2 separate regions of the Homo sapiens genome follow, and region 1 is linked to region 2. Evidence: read pairs that join two places in POLR2A ChIA-PET (ENCODE). Cell type or tissue: MCF 10A. All regions are shown on one strand. Links, peaks and the distances in the headings refer to the core of each region. The heading gives the core; the rest is flanking DNA. Region 1 overlaps AIG1 (androgen induced 1). Region 2 has its middle 54 kb from the start of ADAT2.

Evidence for each region. Peaks named below come from ENCODE experiments on the same cell type or tissue, not always from the same donor. Only the 100,000 strongest peaks of a DNase experiment are listed, where the experiment ranks them.
Region 1: POLR2A ChIA-PET joins it to region 2 with 10 read pairs; 3 of 35 experiments call an interaction of 5 or more read pairs at or near these places.

The regions. Positions count from the first base shown.
Region 1 is chr6:143,320,837-143,330,280 of GRCh38, reverse strand. The region is part of intron 4 of AIG1 (androgen induced 1); the gene reads right to left. It also overlaps the pseudogene RPL31P27. Among named protein-coding and RNA genes, the nearest start is that of ADAT2, 130 kb to the left of the region's middle. In MCF 10A, for the core only: no CTCF peak of the experiment used is centred there; DNase peaks (open chromatin) are centred at 4,290 and 4,730.
Region 2 is chr6:143,392,095-143,401,538 of GRCh38, reverse strand. No RefSeq gene overlaps it. Among named protein-coding and RNA genes, the nearest start is that of ADAT2, 54 kb to the left of the region's middle. In MCF 10A, for the core only: no CTCF peak of the experiment used is centred there; a DNase peak (open chromatin) is centred at 3,958.

The DNA of each region.
Region 1 (9,444 bases), core at 2,291-6,290, 72 kb after region 2:
CCTTTATTTTTTCTCCCAGCCAAATAATATACTCTACTTATTTTTATTTGTCTGTTTATTGTCTATTCAATGAGCAAAGGAATTTTGTCCAATTATGTTCATTGCTGTATTCTGTGGTTCTTGGAGCAGTATCTGGCAGAGTATGCACTCAATAACTATTTGTTGAATTAATAATCTAATGAAGGAATATAAACAGCAACATCTGTTTATTGAGCCATTACTATATGGCAGGCACTTCGCCAATAACTTATGAATTTTTTTTAATCTCAAAAAAAACCTCCAAAATCTTTATGCTTTTTGTCACTATATTTAATTTAAGTCAGGAGTAGGGAAACCTTTTCTGTAAAGAACCAGATAGTAAATATTCCCATATGGTCTCGATCACACCTACTCAACTCCGCCATTGTAGTGCAAAAGCAGCCATAGACAATATGTAAACGAGTGTGGATGTGTTCCAATAAAACTTTATTTATAGACACTGAAATTTGAATTAGATGTAATTTTCACATCATGAAATATTCATCTTTTGATTTTTTCAACTATTTAAAAATGTGAAAACCATTCTTAGCTTTTGAGTCATAAAACAAACAAACAAACAAAAATCCAGGTGGTGGGCTGGATTTGGCACACCGGCTGTCATCTGCTGACTACTTGTTTAAGTAGTTCTTTGTATTTCACAAAGTTCCTTCAGCACACAATGTCATCTAGTCTTCTCAGCAATTCTAGATATAGCATGGCATTCTCATCGTACTATTGTATGAATCAGAGCTTATAGGGTATAAATGAGACTATGTCAGAGCTGCTAATGTAATGTGAAATTCTCAGGTTTGCAACCTACGAGGCAGAGAAGCAGACAGCTCTTCTGAGTGTGGTGCTTATAAACATGAGATGTAATCTCCTTTACTTTGTACAACCACCCTATTAGGTATGATTATTCTCTTTAAACAGGTAAAGAAACTGAGATCAGACTAAAGAACTTATCATAAAACTGGCAAAGCTGGGAAAGAAGTGCACATCTGATTTCTTTTTTGCTGCATGGACTTGCTTCCCTAAATGAGGCATTCAATATTGTCTCCAAAATGGAATTGAGCGTTTCTTGTTTGTTTTGGTTTGGTTTTCTTAACTTGTTAGGTCATCAAACCATCTCAGATAAAGAAATCCTGTTATTTGGGGTTTCACCTGGATCAGTGTGAATGATGCATCCACTTGTCTTAACAAGTTGTGCTTTCACCATTTGTTTCCTTGATTTTTATCAGGGCTCAATTCTCTGCACAAAGATGACTCATGGCCTTGCCCATCTATCTGGAGAGTGCTTAGTTCTTGGCTGACTTTTAATTTCTCTCCTTCTAAGGTCTTCTTGTCTTAGTGATCAAATAACATATGCTTATGGTCATGGTACCAATTTTAATTTTAGCTTAAGAAATCAATAACCATGATATGTGTGCATACATATATATGCACATATTAGCATAATAAGATTTTTGGATGGTCTATTTTATTAAATGTACCTCCGTTTGCATTCACGTTTATGTACAATTAAAAAAATAACATTTATTCATGCCTCCTATCTGAGTGCTTTGTTACTCACAAATGATACAAAGTAAATGGCTTATATGAATGAATTAAATTACACATATACCTTGAAACTGTGTACATCTATAATGCATCGATGAAAAAAAGTAAATGAGGCAGAGCTAACTCCTGTCCTCATGGAGTACAGTGTAATGAGAAACACAGATAATTAAGAATTACAAGTGTAGTCAGAATTAAGAAAGGGTAAGTGTAGGCGTGCCATGGGTACACAGGGATTATTCCCCAACTTTTTTTAAACCTCCCACTTGCCTTTAGTCTTTCTTTCTCTTGTGTATTTAACTTTCTTTCAAACCAATGTTTTTCATAGCTGATGAATATGTTCAGATGCCTTTCATTAAAGCACAATCAAAAGTTTCCAAATACTTCACAAGTACTACTCAAGTCTCTCCTCTTCAAAAGCAAACTTCTCCAATAAGTGGTCCAGATTCACTGACACCATATCTGTACATTGTACTCACTTTCACCCACAGCAGTCTGGCATCTCTTCTTGCTATTCGACCAAAAGATACTGGTTTCTTTGACATCAATTTCTCTTGGTTTTCCTCCTACCACTTGGCTGTTCCTCTTCCCTTTGTCAGTGCACCCTTCACTACCCTACCACTAATTTTTGGATTTGCTTAAATCTTGGTTTCCAAACTGTTTTCTCTTATGCATTCTCAGTTGATGAGTTCATTCATGGCTATGGCATCATGTTCACTACTTATACACAGGTATTTTACAAACTTATATCCTAACCCAGATCTCTCCTCTATTCTAGGCAGTTTATCAAACTGTTCTTAAGACATCTCATTTTGCCCATCTTAAAGATACCTCAAACTCAATATATCTAAAGACAAAATCATGTTCTTTCTCCCCAAACCTCCAGTATTTCTTATTTCTGCAAATAGTACTATCATTCATTCAGTTTTGTAACTCAAACATTGCAAGTCATCTTTGATACTTCCCTCTCTTTCATCACATTTAGTTAATCCATTATCTTTTTTTTTTTTTTACAATTTTATAACTTTATTTGATGTATTTGACAATCAGCAGTTAGTTCTCATCCACATTGACTATCTGCAGATTTTTGAAAGTGGTAACAGGTACATAGGTAACTGAAGTATAGAGCTTATTTGGTGAATCTTCATCCTCAGAATATTTTCTGGACAACCACACATGGTTACAGTATGGGACATTCCTTATTCCTTTGGCCCAGACAGTTTTGTTGGGCCTGGTATCAATGCGCAAATCTGGAGTTCCCATCTCCTTCGTGGCAAATTTCCAGATCTCTTTGAGTGCCCAAGGGGCAGACTTCTTGAAGCCCACTCCATGGACGCGCTTGTGAATGTTGATGGTGTATCATCAACGAGGTCACCACCTTGTTGATGGCAGAGTGGCCCTTTTTGTCTTGCCATCCTTCTTTGTGAGAACCATTCTGCCAGGCCCAAGTTGGAAAGGAAGAGTGTAGCGATTGTCCAATCCATTAGCTTGTCTTATCAAGGTTACCCCTTACATCTCTCTAATATGTTGATTTTTCCCATGTGCATCACCAGCATCTTAATTTGTGTTAGAAGCATTTCTGTCTAGAGGACTGTGATAGTTTCTAATTTGTCTCTACATCTATTTTTTCCTCCTTCCATGTCATCCTCACTGCTGCCAGAGTGATCTTTCCAAACCAGAAGTATGAACACACCATATCCCTGCTTTCAACATGTCAAAGGCCTCCCACTGATTTTTTGTTAGAGACCCAAAGTTTCAACAAAGTCTAGAGTGCTCTTCATAGAGTGGCTTCTATCGGTCTCTTTGGCCCCATCCCATATCTTGCTCCTGTTCCTCTTTGCATTCCTGTCACACTGGCTTTCATTTGGTTCCTTGATCTTGTCATGTTCCCTCCTGCAATGTGGGTTTTCACATATTCTTCTTTCTGCCTGTACTGTTAGTTAGCCACCACTTAGAATAATTAGGTTATATGTATCTTTTCTATATTAGCTCAACTGGTACAACTGATCAATTATCACTTACTCCGGGAAAGTCTCCCCTGATCCATCAGATTAGGACAGATTTTTATAAGTTCTTATAGAACTAGGGCTCTCATTCATTTTTAAAGCTCTTTTATTCATACTTAAATTTGAATATCTTTATTTAAATAATATGTTTCTCCCCCTCTACAGTGTAAGTTCGGTGGGGTGAGGGACTGTTTATTTTTACCTCTCCTTGGATCCTCAGCACTTATCAGAATGCCTGTCACACACTAGAAGAATGAATGAATGAATAAAGTAGCATTTAAACTGTGATAGAAAGGATAAGAATTCATTGAGTAAAGATGGGAGGAAAGAACTTTCTAGCCAAAAAAAGGCATGTCTAAAGAACTGAGAACAAGAGAACGCTCCCAGAAGTTCAAGAAGAGAACACTTTTGTTGTGATCAAGGAAGAGAGGGCAGAAGGAGCAGGCAGGTGCCAAACCATGGGTTGATTTTTAAGCCATGGTAAGAATTGTAGACTCCGTCCTAGTGTGCAAATATAAAGTCTTTGAAAATAAATAAATCTGAAATAGATCAGATTGAGCTGAACCAATTGTATCAGAAATGGTAGTGGCTAGGAGAGGAACAATAGCATTGGCAATGAAAATTAGCTGAAAGATTTAAGAACACTTAGACCAGTGTCTATCAAACTGTTGAGTCATGAGTGTGGCGTGCTGGAGATTGTCATGAGAGCTGGTTGTTAAATCTTTAGGTGGTTTGCAAGCTGGTTGGTCAGTAGCTTGAATTCAGCCATGGTGGGAATAGTCACACCAAGGATATGGGCAAATGTTACACATCAGGTATTCCCTCCCTTGCCTCCAGAAGACCTAGCTGGTTGTTAAACATTTGTCAGTAACTCACTGTTACTAGCATTTTAAAACAGTAACAGAAGTGAACAGAGGAGAAAATATTACAGGGCCTTGCATATAATGATGATAAGAATTATTTTGTGAAACTTCTATTTCAGTTATGTGTGTATACCTGTAAAAGAAATTTGACAGGCACTGATTTAACAAATATAGTTAAGACAACATGGTGATTGATTAGATTTAGGCAATGAGGAAACTGAGATGAGTTAAGGATTAATCACAGATTCCTGGCTTGATTAGCAGGGTGGAAACAGCTGCCATTTCCTGAGAGAGGGAATGCTGTAAGGGAGCCTGTTTGAAGGGATGATGAGTTCAGTCTGGACATGTTGAGTTTGAGGTACCTGTAAAATATCCAAGTGGAGATGTTCTGAAGGCAGTCAGTTCTATGGATTTGGACTTTGAAGAAAGGACTGATTTGGCAATACAGGTATCAAGTTCATTGGCAAAAGAAGATTGTGGTTGAAACTATCAGGACAGACTGAGACCCAGGAAGAGTACAGGGTCTGAAGGAAGTGGGCCCATGAAAGGGCCTTGGAAAAGGTTAAGATTTAAGGGATAAGGTCAAGGATGATGAGCCTAAAAAGGAGATCAAGAAAGATGGGCTAGTAACAGGGAAGCAAAATAGAAAAGTGTGATGTTGTAAAGCCAAGGGACAAGTGGTTCAAAGGTAGACAGCATCTATTAGCACAGGGTCTTCATAGAGAATTATTAGAAAACTGGTTTGCCACCAATAAAGTGGAAGGGAAAGCATTTTCAGATTCCAAGTGGTATGTACAACATTCGAATCTACTTTGGATGTTGACTGGGTATAAATGATATATAGTCAGTTGAAAAAATGACATTGTCAAGCTCAGTAGCTCTTTTTGCTACATGGCCAAATTTCATCCTATTCTGTCATGAGTTGGGGTGGTCACTGGAGCCCTTGAGGGCGCAGTGAGGTCGATATATCATCCTTTACTCTTCTAGCTATGTCACCTTTCTATTTTTGAGATTACTTTAAAGAGGATTTAAAAACTTGCTCTATCATTCACATTTAGATAAGGAATTAGGTTGCTTGAGATCTAGGCTATTAGCACTGAAGACACAGACTCATATGCAATAAGAGCTAATTAGCTAACCACACTGAATGCACATGTGCTAAAGGCTTTATATGAGCAGCTCTTTGGAGAAGGTATTGTATTAGTACCATTTTACAGATAAGGACACTGAGGCCTAGACAGATTAAGTAAGTGGAGAATCTGAGATACACATTTCAGCAGTTTAGTGTTCAGCCTGGATGCCAAGCTCCTGTACTGCTCTGAAGGCTAGATGGTGATGGATGGGGACAGGGCTCTGGAAAGCTTTTCTTTTAATGTTTTGCTCAGAACAAAAAAATGATCTAAGTATAAAATCTCCCTGTAAAGTTTTTTTCCCACTGACTATAAAAGTAATTCATGCTCATTATAGAAAATGTGTGAGATACAGAAATGTTGCAAGATGCAAGATAAATCACTTTGGGTGAAGTTTTAACGCAAGACTAAGTGTCTTATAAAACGCAGAGTTCAGAATTTTACAACTTCCCCTGAGAAGGGGGAAGAAATGCTGCAGACATAAAGTAATAAACACTTCCTTCAGAGAAGGCACTGACTTACCTCTTAAGAAACAGTTACATCACATGTGCATTTAACCTACTGGAATTTACTGCATGGCTTGGCAGGCAATGAGCATGTGCCCCAGGGTGGGATAAGATATGGGATGTGCATCAGCTTCTCACCCAGTAGGTTTCTGTGAGCCTCTCATGGTACCTCCAACCTGAAGCTCCTGAAGGACTTTTCAAGGACAGGTTTGACTTTTGGCTCAAATGCTGATTTTAGACCTGGCCCTCTCTTGAGACCTAATGGTCTAATTTTAGAACCATTCTAAAGGTCCCTTGGACCATTGCCTGAGTATTGATTGCATGGAGACTGCTTCTTGCTCCATTTTTGAAAATCTGAAATTCTGCTGCAGTTTCCTAGAGTTCATGCACTCATTCATTTATTCAATGAATGTTTCTTGAGTCTTCACTCTGTGTCAGGTGGGGTGAGCAGCAGTGGGGATTGCGTGGCTGTGAGGGGCTCACAGTGTGTGTGGGGGTCTGCCAAGATTCCTGATGAACAGCCTGTAGGTCCCAGGAATAGGACAAAGGACATCAGCTTAGATGGAAACAGGGCTCAAAATGGTCTCCTTAGTAAAGTGTATGGTAAAGCCAAAAAATTAATGCATCAATTTCAAATAGAAGGAGCCAATCTGAAATAATATTGAAATCATCTCTAACTCAGGTACAAATATCATTGTAGAAGTCCATTTTTGATATACAGTGGGTTTACAGTATTTTTCAAGACAATATTTTAAGGTATAATCATAGTTTAATATTCATCAAAGCTGTCCCAATTTTTTTTCAGTGGAGCTAGCCCAAATGTACAGAATCTGGGAGGTATCTATACATGGGGCAGGCTTATGCATTTGTATCCTGTGCAGTCACACAGGGTGTTGTGCTCAGAAGGGGATCACACTTGGTTTAAGGATATGCTGTCACCATCTTGAAAGTCTTACATCATTTTTGAACAAGGGGCTCTGCATTTTTATTTTGCACTGGGCATCACAAATTTAACTGGTCCCGCCTACGTAGTTATGAGATCAACGATTAACTGGTCCTGCCTACGTATATTTGGGATCAACTCTGAGCTCATCCACAAATTTGTTAGTTCACCTTGGATACTATTTAACTTCATTGAGCCTCAGTTTCCCTTTTGGTAAAGTGCTATAAACCATACAGCCTACCTTAGAGACGTGGTCATCAGATAATGTAGTTTTTGGCATAGTCAATTTATGTTAGATTAAAAAAAAGCAAACAGAACAAACAAAAACTTTCTACTGCTTCTCCTTATGCAGAAATATATAATATTTTTCTGTACTTCTCACATGCAAGAATGTTTTCAAGGTTACAAGTCCCTCCGCCCATCCCTGGAGAAAGAGGCAAATTGTGAATGCCTCCCAGAATGAATTCCTGTAATGAGGTAATGTGCTTTCTTCCTGATTCTAAATCACAAATATCAGAGTGATTAATCCATAAAGGAGGCCAATAATCTCCTTCAGAACATTTTCCTCCAACACATTTCCTGGCACACGTCTACAGTGATTTTAAGTGATGTGCTTCCATGCAGTCCCACTTTCTAAAGTCTACCTGGTTTTATGGTGATGTTACCCTGGAGAGAATTCAATTTGAATTCCCCTGAATAACATTCATGACCTGTTTTGCTTAACTGGAATCATTTGGAGCTTCTCAAGGCACATAGATGCCAAACATTAAGTAGAGACATCGAACATTGTAGGGAACATGTGTTCTTTCAGAAGGGAGGTAGGGAGTGTGGTTAGCAAGGCACTGTAACGGCCCAAGCAATCATCAAAACACGGCAGAACTGCTAGCTCTGGAGGGGGAGGAGGAAGAACATCTGAAATTCCACAACAGAAAATCATAATTTTCCATATTTTGCAGAAATTATCTTCAGTGTCTCTCTCTGGCATCGCTTATATCCCTCCCTCCACTAGATGCTTATTTTTGGTACTGCAAACAATGTCCTGATATCCCAGCCATGATAATGTCTTCCTTGATCTCGCTACCTCCTTGGACTACCAACCTCTCTCTCTCATCACCAACCTCCTTTAATAAAGAGCAAATTTCCAGACCTTTCTGAGTTCCTGCTCTATGCCAGTGCCTGATGTCAAACTGTAGTAAGGCTATCTCTGTATCATTTGTCACATCTGTCCTCTGGGTGCTGCTTCTACCACTGTGAAATGTTTCTTATATATTTTTTTCATTCAACAAATACGTATTGGCGCCTAGAAGGTGTCAGACCTGTGAATACAGCAGTCTATGAAGTAGATGTGGTCCCTGCCCTGTGACAGAGCTCCCAGTCTATCAGCAACACAGACATTAGATGACACCACAGTATCACACCCTCACTAAGCAAGGGAAGGGTGGTGGTGTCAGGTTTTTTTCCCAGTTGTGTTGTAGTGTTCCTTTTTAATGTTTATCAGAATGAAACCATCAAAAGTTCTAAAATGTTTATATTAAAAAAGCAGAAACTCCCTGCCCCACCAACTGCCCTTTAGTTTCCTCTTCATGCCCTGTTCTGCCCCAGAGGAAGCCACATTCAACCCTTTCAGCGGTTCCTTCTAGATTTCATTTCATTTCATTTTAATTTTTTTTTTATACAGTCTTCCTCTTGTCGCCCAGGCTGGACAAGTGACCTCGGCTCACTGCAACCTTTGCCTCCCAGGTTCAAGAGATTCTCTGCCTCAGACTCCTGAGTAGCTGGGATTACAGGTGCGTGCAACCACACCTGGCTAATTTTTGTATTTTTAGTAGAGATGGGGTTTCGCCATGTTGGCCAGGCTGGTCTTGAACTCCTGGCCTCAAGTGATCACCCGCCTTGGCCTCCCAAAGTGCTGGGATTACAGGTGTGAGCCACTTTGCCTGGCCTAATTCATTTTTTAAAAATTGAAGTATGATTTATATACAAGAAGGTATACATAATTAATGTATACATGATGAGTTTTCAGGTAAGTATAAGTCCATTGAAACCATCACCATAAACAGTGCCATAAACATAACCATCACCTGTAAAACCTTCCTCTCTGTTTTTTGGTGATACAAACATTTAACATAAGATCTACTCACGGCCGGGTGCAGTGGCTCACGCCTGTAATCCCAGCACTTTGGGAGGCCAAGGTGGGTGGATCACCTGAGGTGGGGAGTTCAAGACCAGCCTGGCCAACATGGGGAAACCCCATCTCTACTAAAAATACAAAATTAGCCAGGGTGGTGGCACATGCCTGTAATCCCAGCTACTTGGGAGGCTGAGGCAGGAGAATCGCTTGAACTCGGGAGACAGAAGTCGCGGTGAGCCAAGATTGCGCCATTGCACTCCAGCCTGGGCAACAAGAGCGAAACTCCTTCTCAA
Region 2 (9,444 bases), core at 1,919-5,918:
TTAAGTCAGGGATAGCTTTAAAAACCTCCACGGCTGCCACGCGCTATTGATGGAGTTTGCTCCTGGGCCTGTGGAGGTTTGTAAGCCAGCCTGGAAATGCTCCTTTTAAAACTCTGCCTGCTTTTCATGCTTTGTTTGTGTTGTTTCTTTCCTGGCTGTGTGCAGTGCTTTGTTGGTGCTCTGAGGGTCTGTCCTATGGTTCTTGGCCCATAGAAACTTCTCTTCTTTTTATGTCTTGGCAGCTCTCAGGCTCCTGGAAGATTGCAACCCCTGCAAACAAGCTTGTTAAGGTTTTAAACATGAATCAGAGACATCAGCAAAGGCCAAATGGGACATCCTGCAATCTTTAGCGTGGACCACAAGAAGCTATTTTTTCACTATAGGTGCCTTTCTTGCTTACTTCCTGATTTCTGGCTTTGTTTTATGTGGATAAAGGTTTGGGCTAGTGTAATTTAAGATAAACTAGGAATCACCATAATTTCAAAGAAGAAGAAAAAAGTATGGTAAAAGCAACATTGTATTCTTTATTCAGAGCTTGTGTTATATTATGTTCACAATAAGGGAGAGTTCCCTTTACTGCTGTGATGCCAAGGGGTTGGGCATTAGGAGAACTGTGGCCAAGTCTTGTGGGTGGGGAAATCTAAAACAGCCACTTCAGATAGCTTTGGATTGGGAGAACTCGGTAGACGGAAGTGTGACTTCCTGTCCTGGTTTTGTTGCTGCCTCAAAAAAATTACCCATTTACTCTAGATCTGTTTCCTAAATTGTAAGTTGAAAGATTTAGAAGAGAAAATAGGATACTTCTAGCTTAACATTTTGAGTTATGTGTGTTTCTACTTAAAGATCTTTAAAATACAGGACTCCTGGCACATGGCCAAATGGTAAATACCAGCTCGAATGCCATCCTGAGATCAGATATCAGGACAAGAGCAAGAGAATGAGTTACCTGGGTCTCTCTCATCAACTCTGACTTGACAGAACAAGGCAGGCAAGATTAGAGATGAGCACCACCTTCCTGGCACTGTAACCTTTTCATCAGCATCCATTAGACAATGGAGGATGAAGTGACTTCTCTGCTGGGGCCCAGAATCCATCAGAATTGATGACTAGGAATAATTATGACACACTCCTGGCCAGTTAGGCTTCGGCTGGTATTTGTTGTGCTGCCTGAATTTTATAATCCTCTTTTTGGTCCTAAAAACATTAAATCTCTTTCTGTGTGTCCCACGTTTAATAATTTTCTGTCCCTTGAGACTTTGCCGTCTGCATGCTGAGTGTAAAGGGCTTATTCTGAAAATTTCTAGCAGCTTTTGTGTTTAGCAAAACTGCAAAATTCATAAATTGTAAAAGGAAGTTAGGAGGGGCGAGGAAGCACATTTCACTTTCAACATATTGTCAGAAATGAGTGAGCTACAGTCTGGGACAAAATCTTGGCCATGAAATGATGACTTGATACCCATCATTCGATCTGTCACAGTGATAAGACCAGGCAGATTGGTTCTTCCTGAGGGTGTGGGGGCCTCCTGAGGATGGCGGCTGGTTTGGAAGAAGAGCTGAGATTTTCCTCTCTCCCTTTCAGACTGTATTCGCACATGCTCACCAGTAACGGTGTCTTAGAAGAGCCACTGAGAAAACCGTATGCAATATGCAGAATGCATTGTATTTTAAATTTGGATGTCATTCACGACCACACACATGCTTGGGAAATGTTATTTAGATATTCATGGCACAGTATGTATACTTGGGAAAATATATATGTGGAAGGTTTTAGAGTCTGGTAAGATTCTAAATTCCTGTATGGAACTGTCTGCCTTATAAATCTCAGGCACCTATCTGGTTTCTAGTCAGTTGTCATCCATTCACTAATATCACCGGTATTCTGAGAGATTCTAGGATTATTCACTAGGGTCTAATTCATCACTGTGTCTCCATGTTGAATTATAATAAGCCTATTCAACCTACATTCCTACCTTGCTTTCCTATTACAGATAAAGATAAAGTCCAATTCCTTGCTATCAGTTACAAGGGCCCCTATGATCTGGTCCCTGCCTATCCCTCCAGTGTCCACCCCTATACCTCTCCCTTCCTATCACTCTCCTTCTCAGCCACACTGGCCTTCCCTCTGTTCTTAGAACACACTGATGTCATTTCCTCAGGACCTCTGCTGTCGCCATTCCTTCTGCCTGGAATGCACATCTTACTTGGCAAAGTTGGCTGCTTTTGCGATTTAGGTCTCTGCTCACGTGTCACAACTTCGGAAAGGTCTTTTCGAACTCCTCTGTTGAATGTTACTCCCTCCCCACCACTTCATCACATACATGTTTTATTTTTCTCTAAGCACTCATCACTCTCAGAACTGATCTTTGTTTCACTGATTTCCTATTTGTCTGTTTCCCAGGCAGGAATGCAAGCTCCATGGCAGTAGGGACATTGCCAGTGTTTTCCAGGTACCTGGCCCAGGGTGGTGGCTGAGTCCACATTTGTGAACTCAGTGGCTGCACATGTGCTTTCTGCAAAGCCAGCGTTATGTCGTGAGAGTCAGAATAACAACAACAAACTAAACTACAAAAAAGTTATACCGAACAGTGGTCCCTACCAAGTTATAAATCTGTGCTTCCTAGGGGATTCACAGCACTGGCTCTTGGAGAGATGAAAAAGTAAAACTCTATTACCCCATGGAATTTTCCACATCCGCTTGCTTGCTCCCATCCTTGTCCTGTTGTGACCCACTCTCTCCCTCCGGATGGTGAATGCTACTGGTATCTCCTAAAGCCTGACTCAGGAGCCGCCTGCCTGAGGAAGCCCTTCCCAGAAGCCTCCTCTCCTGCCTCCCTTCACACCTCTCCCCTGCATGTCTTCTACACTCTGATAGCATCCTGACTTATATTTGGCTGACATTCTTTTCTAGGGAAGCTACTTTTTCTTTTGGTGCATTGGTAGGGAGGAGGGGGATAGGCAAGAATACTTTTTTTTTTTTTTTTTTTGACAGTGTCTTGCTCTGTCGCCCAGGCTAGATGTAGTGGTGCAGTCTTGACTCACTGCAACCTCTGCCTCCCTGATTCAGGTGATTCTCCTGCCTCAGCCTCTCAAGTAGCTGGGAGTACAGGTGCATGCCAACACGCTTGGCTAATTTTTGTATTTTGAGTAGAGATGGGGTTTCACCATATTGACCAGGCTGGTCTTGAACTCCTGACTTCAGGTGATCCACCCACCTTGGCCCCCCGAAGTGTTGGGATTACAGGCGTGAGCCACTGTTCCTGGCCTTTTTTTTATTTCTTAGCTGAAGCTACCTGTGTGTCTTCTATTAAATGTGCCTGCCATTGTCTTCAGAAAGTAATTTCTTTCCTGAGAAAAGCAACAAAGGAATGTTTGTCTACTGCCTACGTTTAAAAATGCCCAATAAGAGTGTTTCCATTCAGAATGGCCTGCCCTCTCCAGTGATGACAGCATGCAATTCCATGGTTTTCAGTGAAGTCACTGACTATTGTGAATCTCAGAGTTGGAAGGGCTGTGGAGGTCTTCTCTGCCAAACTCCCACCACAGGCAAGACGCTGCGAAGCCTTTCAGCACAGTAGCAGAATTACAGAGTAGAATAATAGGGTTAGTCATTTCATCTTTTTTCCTGCCTTGGGCGGGAACAAAGCTAAAGCATCCTAAGCAAATAGAGAGCTTTCACACCATTCCCGCAGATTTGCTCTTTGCAGGACCCTCTCTTTGGTGTTTCCAAAGGCAAAACTGTGGTGTCGAGGTGTAAACTGACAACACAGGAAGTCGGTGGTGGGGCCAAACCAATCTAGATGTTCAGGCCCCAGTTCCAGGCTCCTAGACCAGACCGCATTCCTGCCGTTTCCATGGGACCCAAATGTTTGTGTGGGTGTAGTAATTTCCAGGAGGAGCTGATTACAAGGCAGCTGCCTCACCTCTACTGGTGCCAGGAAAATGAACCCAGTGACCTCAGGCGGCAGGCATTTCCCCACATCCTCTACCTGATGTTCCGAACCTTGAGGTTTCACAACTCAGCTTGACTCAGTGTAGGGTGTTATTTAATTACACAATAAAACAGGGCTACATAGTTTGCTGTGTTCACACCTGTGGGATGTTGAGCTACAAAAAGCAGAAAAGGCGAGAGTGGAGGCCAACGAAACTCTATAAATCATTTTCATTTCCCATCACCCCTGTGTCTGATGCTCAGGCGGTTTCTTTCTTCTGTCAATTTCTCTTGCGTCCCTGCCGCTCAAGTAGAAAACAAACAAGGAAAGAAACCAAAGAGCATGATCCAGGAGAAACATTTTCTGGGAGGTTGGGAGACCTCAGACCCAACTTAGGCCTCCTGTGTTGGTCCCACTGGGTTCCCTCTGCCTCTGTCCTGTGGGAAAATACACTGTGCACAGGCCAGCAGCTTGCATCTAGGCTAAGCGAGTCCGCCCCCGGGGTTGGTGCTTCTATGTACGTGTGTGCATGAGTGTATGTGCAGAGAGGAGGCTGTGGGATAGAGAAGCTGTGAAAAGGCTTAAAATTTAACCTCCAAAGAGGATGTTTTAGTTCCAGAGAGTCCCCACTAAAGAATTCTAGCACAAAACTAGGGATATATGCATCCTTTTGTCAAAAGGTGTCGCCAAGAAACACGTCAAATACTTGTACTTTTCGTTCAAACTCAGAGTTAAGTCACAGTTAATGCACTCATCAAGACTGTTAAATAAAGACTCCAGTCAGAACAGAAATATCTAGAGCTCCACAAGAAATCTGCTGGTGCAGACTGTCACCGGCTTTGAGATGCCTGGCTCTGCTGATGTCACTGTGTCCTGAGTTTCTCTCTGCGCTTGTTATTAGCCATGTTTACACTGCCTCTCCGTTCCCCACCCCAAACAGTCATTTTATTTGAACAACTTCTCCTATATCTCTTTCTTCCAAACAACAAAAAAAGGGGAGGTGTTGCCAGTGGCCTCTGATGGAGAGTCAGGGATTCATGGCTGTGACATCTAAATAGCTACACAACAGAGCCAAGGTTGTTCCTGCTTTGCTAAGTGACAAGAAGAGCACACAAATGACTTTCCCTGAACTTCCAGCTGTTCTGCACTTTCATGCATTTTGGGCCAGTTTACTCAGAATTATTAAGATTTTATAGCACATTGGAAAAGTGATTGCCAGGTCGTTTTCTAAAGCCTGAGTTTTCTTGTGTTTTATGCCTGGCTCAGCTTTCACCTGGTAGCATAGAATTTTTTTGGTTTTCCCACTTAAGAGGAGGAATAAAAGAAATGGGCCTTCAGAACCATTTTTAACAATTTAGAAATGAACACAACTCCTTTTTCTGTCTCTTGGCTGGTTTGACAGAGAACAGGGTTTCTCATTCTAAGATGGGGACTTCCAGAGGGATCAGGACCCCTACAGCTCTGGATGTCCTCAGCTGGGTTTTACAGGCAACCCAGGTCTGGGTGGGATGGACTACTAATCTCCGCTTAAATTACATGTGGTGGTGGCAGGTGGCGTGGGAACTCAAAGTGTGCTTAGAACAACCTCTGGAACGGAACACGTGGGGTTCCAGTCCCAGCTCCTCCATTTACTGGTGGTGTGACCTTGGTCAAGTAACCTAATGTCATTATGTATCATAATGATAAATGACATCATTCCATGATCAAGAGTGGCTACCTCATAGGATTATTGGAAGGGTTAAAGGAGCTTATTTACTTGGGTTATTATTCTGGTGTATAGTAATTGTAGGGCAAAGAGAAGAGATTTGTTAATCACTGAGAGATCGGGAGGTGAAAAGGTTAAAGAAATCTGAAAACTATTGGAAGAGGGCAATCAATTTGTGGAATTGACATTTCATTTTTATTTTACAAAGGTTATTTGGGGTTCTTGTAAACGTAGGTGTGTCTCACCTTCTCTGCCACCCTGACACTTATGCTACATTCATACAGCTTCCCCAAGGACCGTATTTTTGTCGTCTCAAAGTTGGTTAGACTGAGATCACATTTATTGTATTTAAAAAGAACGTGGCCCATTTTTGAGCTCTTGGATTATACTTAACTATTTTAAAAGATTAGAGGAAGTTCTTACAGAAACTACCTTGGTGAATTCTGGAATTATAGACATTTTTTCCCAAAATGCATCCCAAGAACCAATTACTGATTTTACTACAAATCATTGGAACAAATGGTTACACGTCATCTCAAATGGAGAAAGGTCTCTTTTTTGACCAAGAGGAAGGAATTTCTTTTTCTCACTTTTTTCTTCTACTCTCAATGGAACTCCAGATCAAAATTGTTTACATTCTCAAATATCCTTAACAGAGTGATGCCCTAATGCTATAATCAGCCATGTTGCCATGTTCGAACACAGTACAATGCTTTTTGTTCATCTGTTATCAAGCTTCTTTCTCTTTAATTCTTTTCAAGAAAATGGAAATTCAGTGGGGAGAAATGTACCTGCGTATTAGTTCTCCCTGTGTCTGAGGTCTGCGGGGATGCAAACTTGAAAGACGCTTCGACTCCATGGGGCAAATGTGTCTCATCTTCATCAGCTTCTAGGAGGGAGTCTCAGACCAGCGGAGCCGGTGCCTGGGGTGGGCAAGTGTCGCCTGGCTCTAGGATCAGAGGAGTGGCCTTGGGGGCCAGCACTTCATGGCTACATCACCATACGCCATGTGGCAGGCCTGGGTCAGGGGACCATAGCCCCTGCCCCAGTGTTCTTTTCCCAACTCCTCCTCCTCTTCTTTTCCCTCACCTGTCCTGCCTTCCACCTCCCTGGTCTGGCTCTTTCTGCCCAGTGGGGACCTTTCTCTCCACACTTAATGGAGCAGCACCAGGCATAGTGTTGGGGGTGAACTCAGGACAGACTTATTACCATAATTCTGAATTTCCTAGGTTTTGTCAGTGTAAGCCAGATGCTTAATGCTATTTTAATGCAGTTGTTTTGCGTGTGAATAATATGCTCATTTTGCCAAACCTCAAGCCCTGGAACTAAGATCTCATAAAAATGCCTAGAGTCCAAAGCTAATAGCTGTTATTCAGCTGTTACAGGGTAAGGCCTAAAATGTTTCAGATGGATGTTCTCACCAGGGCAGCGAGTGACATGCACCTTCGAGGGGTGGCTGAGGCTCTAGATGCTTGAGGAGTAGGAAGAGCTGTGCTCCATCAGGCCGTTCCAGTTTGCCCCTCCACATGGAGGTCTCTGGTATAGAGATTTAAAGTTTATTCTTTCCTCATTCCCTAGAGACAGCTTTCTCTTTTGTGGTCCTCTACTCAGCGAATACCCTCACCTCCAACCCAAGCTGAAAGTCTTGGAAGTCATCTTTGACACTGGGCCCCATCCCCCAGTCTGCATCCCCCCACCATTTTCATCATATATATCCAATCACCACCAACATTTATTCAACAAGTATTTATCAAGGCCCTATTATGTGCCAGGTCCTCTTGTGAGTGTGATGATAAAAGGACCACCTCCTCATAAGAGGCAGTGTAGGGTCATGGTTAAGAGTACGAACTGTGGCCCAGAGCAGTGGCTCATGCCTATAACCCCAAAACTTCGGGAGGCAGAGGTTGGGGGATGGCTTGAGCCCAGGAGCTCAAGATCACCCTGGGCAACATAGGGAGACTCTGTCTCTACAAAAATTTTCTTAAAAATTGGCTGGGCATGATGGCATGGGCCTATGTCCCAGCTACTAGAGAAGCTGAGGTGGGAGGACCACTTGGGCCCAGGAGGTGGAGGCTGCAGTGAGCCAAGATCATGCCACTGCACTCCAGCACTCCAGCATAGGCAACAGAGTGAGACTCTGTCTCCAAAAAAAAAAAAAAAAAAAGAAAAAAAAAAAAAGAGTATTAACTGTGAAGCCAGACAGCCAGATTCACATCCTGGCACTGTCATCTGTTAACTCTGTGACCTTGTCCTCCCATTGTACAATGGATTAATAACAGTGCCTCCCGGTACCTCCTTCATAGTTACTTTCTGGCACATAATGAATTAGCATTTCTAATGCACTCAGTGCCTGGCATATGGTAAATACCATGCAAGTATTTGAAGAATAAAAAATAGGAGGAGGACATGAGTGTCAAACTGGCACACAGACATGGAGAAGCCCTGGGAGCTCTGAGATGCCTGGGCTGGGATCTGCAGGACCAGTAGGCAGCAAAGTCCCGTGAGCTCCATCTCCTGCTAGTCTCCTAGCTCAGGCCACTGCCATCTCTCATCTGGAGCACAGAGGTGCCCCTCTAAGTGGTCTTCCTTCCTTCTCCTCCTCTCCAGGCTCAGCCAGCAGGGCTTCTCTAAAATGTAATCTGATCATGTCATTTCCTAAACGACATTCTTCAGTGGCTCCCGAGTGCCCTCGGGTTTCTGCCATACTCCTCAGTGGGCTTACTGGGTCTGCATCATTCTTCTTCCAGTGTCTCTTCATTACTCTTTTCCTCCTCTCCTTAATGTCTGGGACACACTTGCACATGCTATTACTTCAACCCCACAGAATTGCTGTTGTCTCTGTCCCCACTGGCCTTGGTACTTTGAGTTGCCTCCACCTGGAAGATCCGTCTGCTCCACCCCACCTTTTCCCTGGTAAACTCCTATCTTCCTTCAGACTTCAGGCTTTTGACCTGACTTGCTCAGGGCGACCTCCCCTGGTCTCCACTGTGAGGTTCTTTGCTTCTCCTCTGTTCTCCCACGGTCCCTCTCAGGGCCCTATCACAGCATATTGGTTACTTTTTTATTGTGTCATTTTTCTCTTTACTCTCAAATAACATGAAGGAGAGTAGCAACTGTCTTTCTTGTTCAAAAGTGTATCCCCGGAGCTTGGCACAGTGCCTGGCATGCAGTAGACTTATAGTACATATGTTATGGGTTGAATTGTGTCCCCCCAGCAAATTTATATGTTGAAGTCTCAATCCCCAGTACCCCACAATGTGGCCTGATTTGGAAATAGGGGTGTTGCAGATAGAGTTAGTTAAGATGAGGTCATACTGGAATAGGGTAGGCCCCTGATTGAATATGACTGGTGTTTATAAGAACACCATGGCCAGGCGTGGTGGCTCACACCTGTTATCTCAGCACTTTGGGAGGCCGAGGCAGGTGGATCATGAGGTCAAGAGATCAAGACCGTCCTGGCCAACATGGTGAAACCCTGTCTCTAATAAAAACACAAAAATTAGCCAGGCATGGTGGCATGAGCCTGTAGTCCCAGATACTCGGGAGGCTGAGGCAGGAGAATCACTTGAATCCAGGAGGCGGAGGTTGCAGTGAGCCGAGATTGCACCACCGCACCCCAGCCTGGTAACAGAGCAAGACTCTGCCTAAAAAAACAAAACAAAACAGAACAAAACACCATATGAAAATATAAAGACACACACATACATGGAAGGTGATGTGAAGATATACTGGGAGAAGATAGCTGTTAGGCTGTTCTTGCACTGCAATGAAGGAATACCTGAGGCTGGGTAATTTATAAAGAAAAGAGGT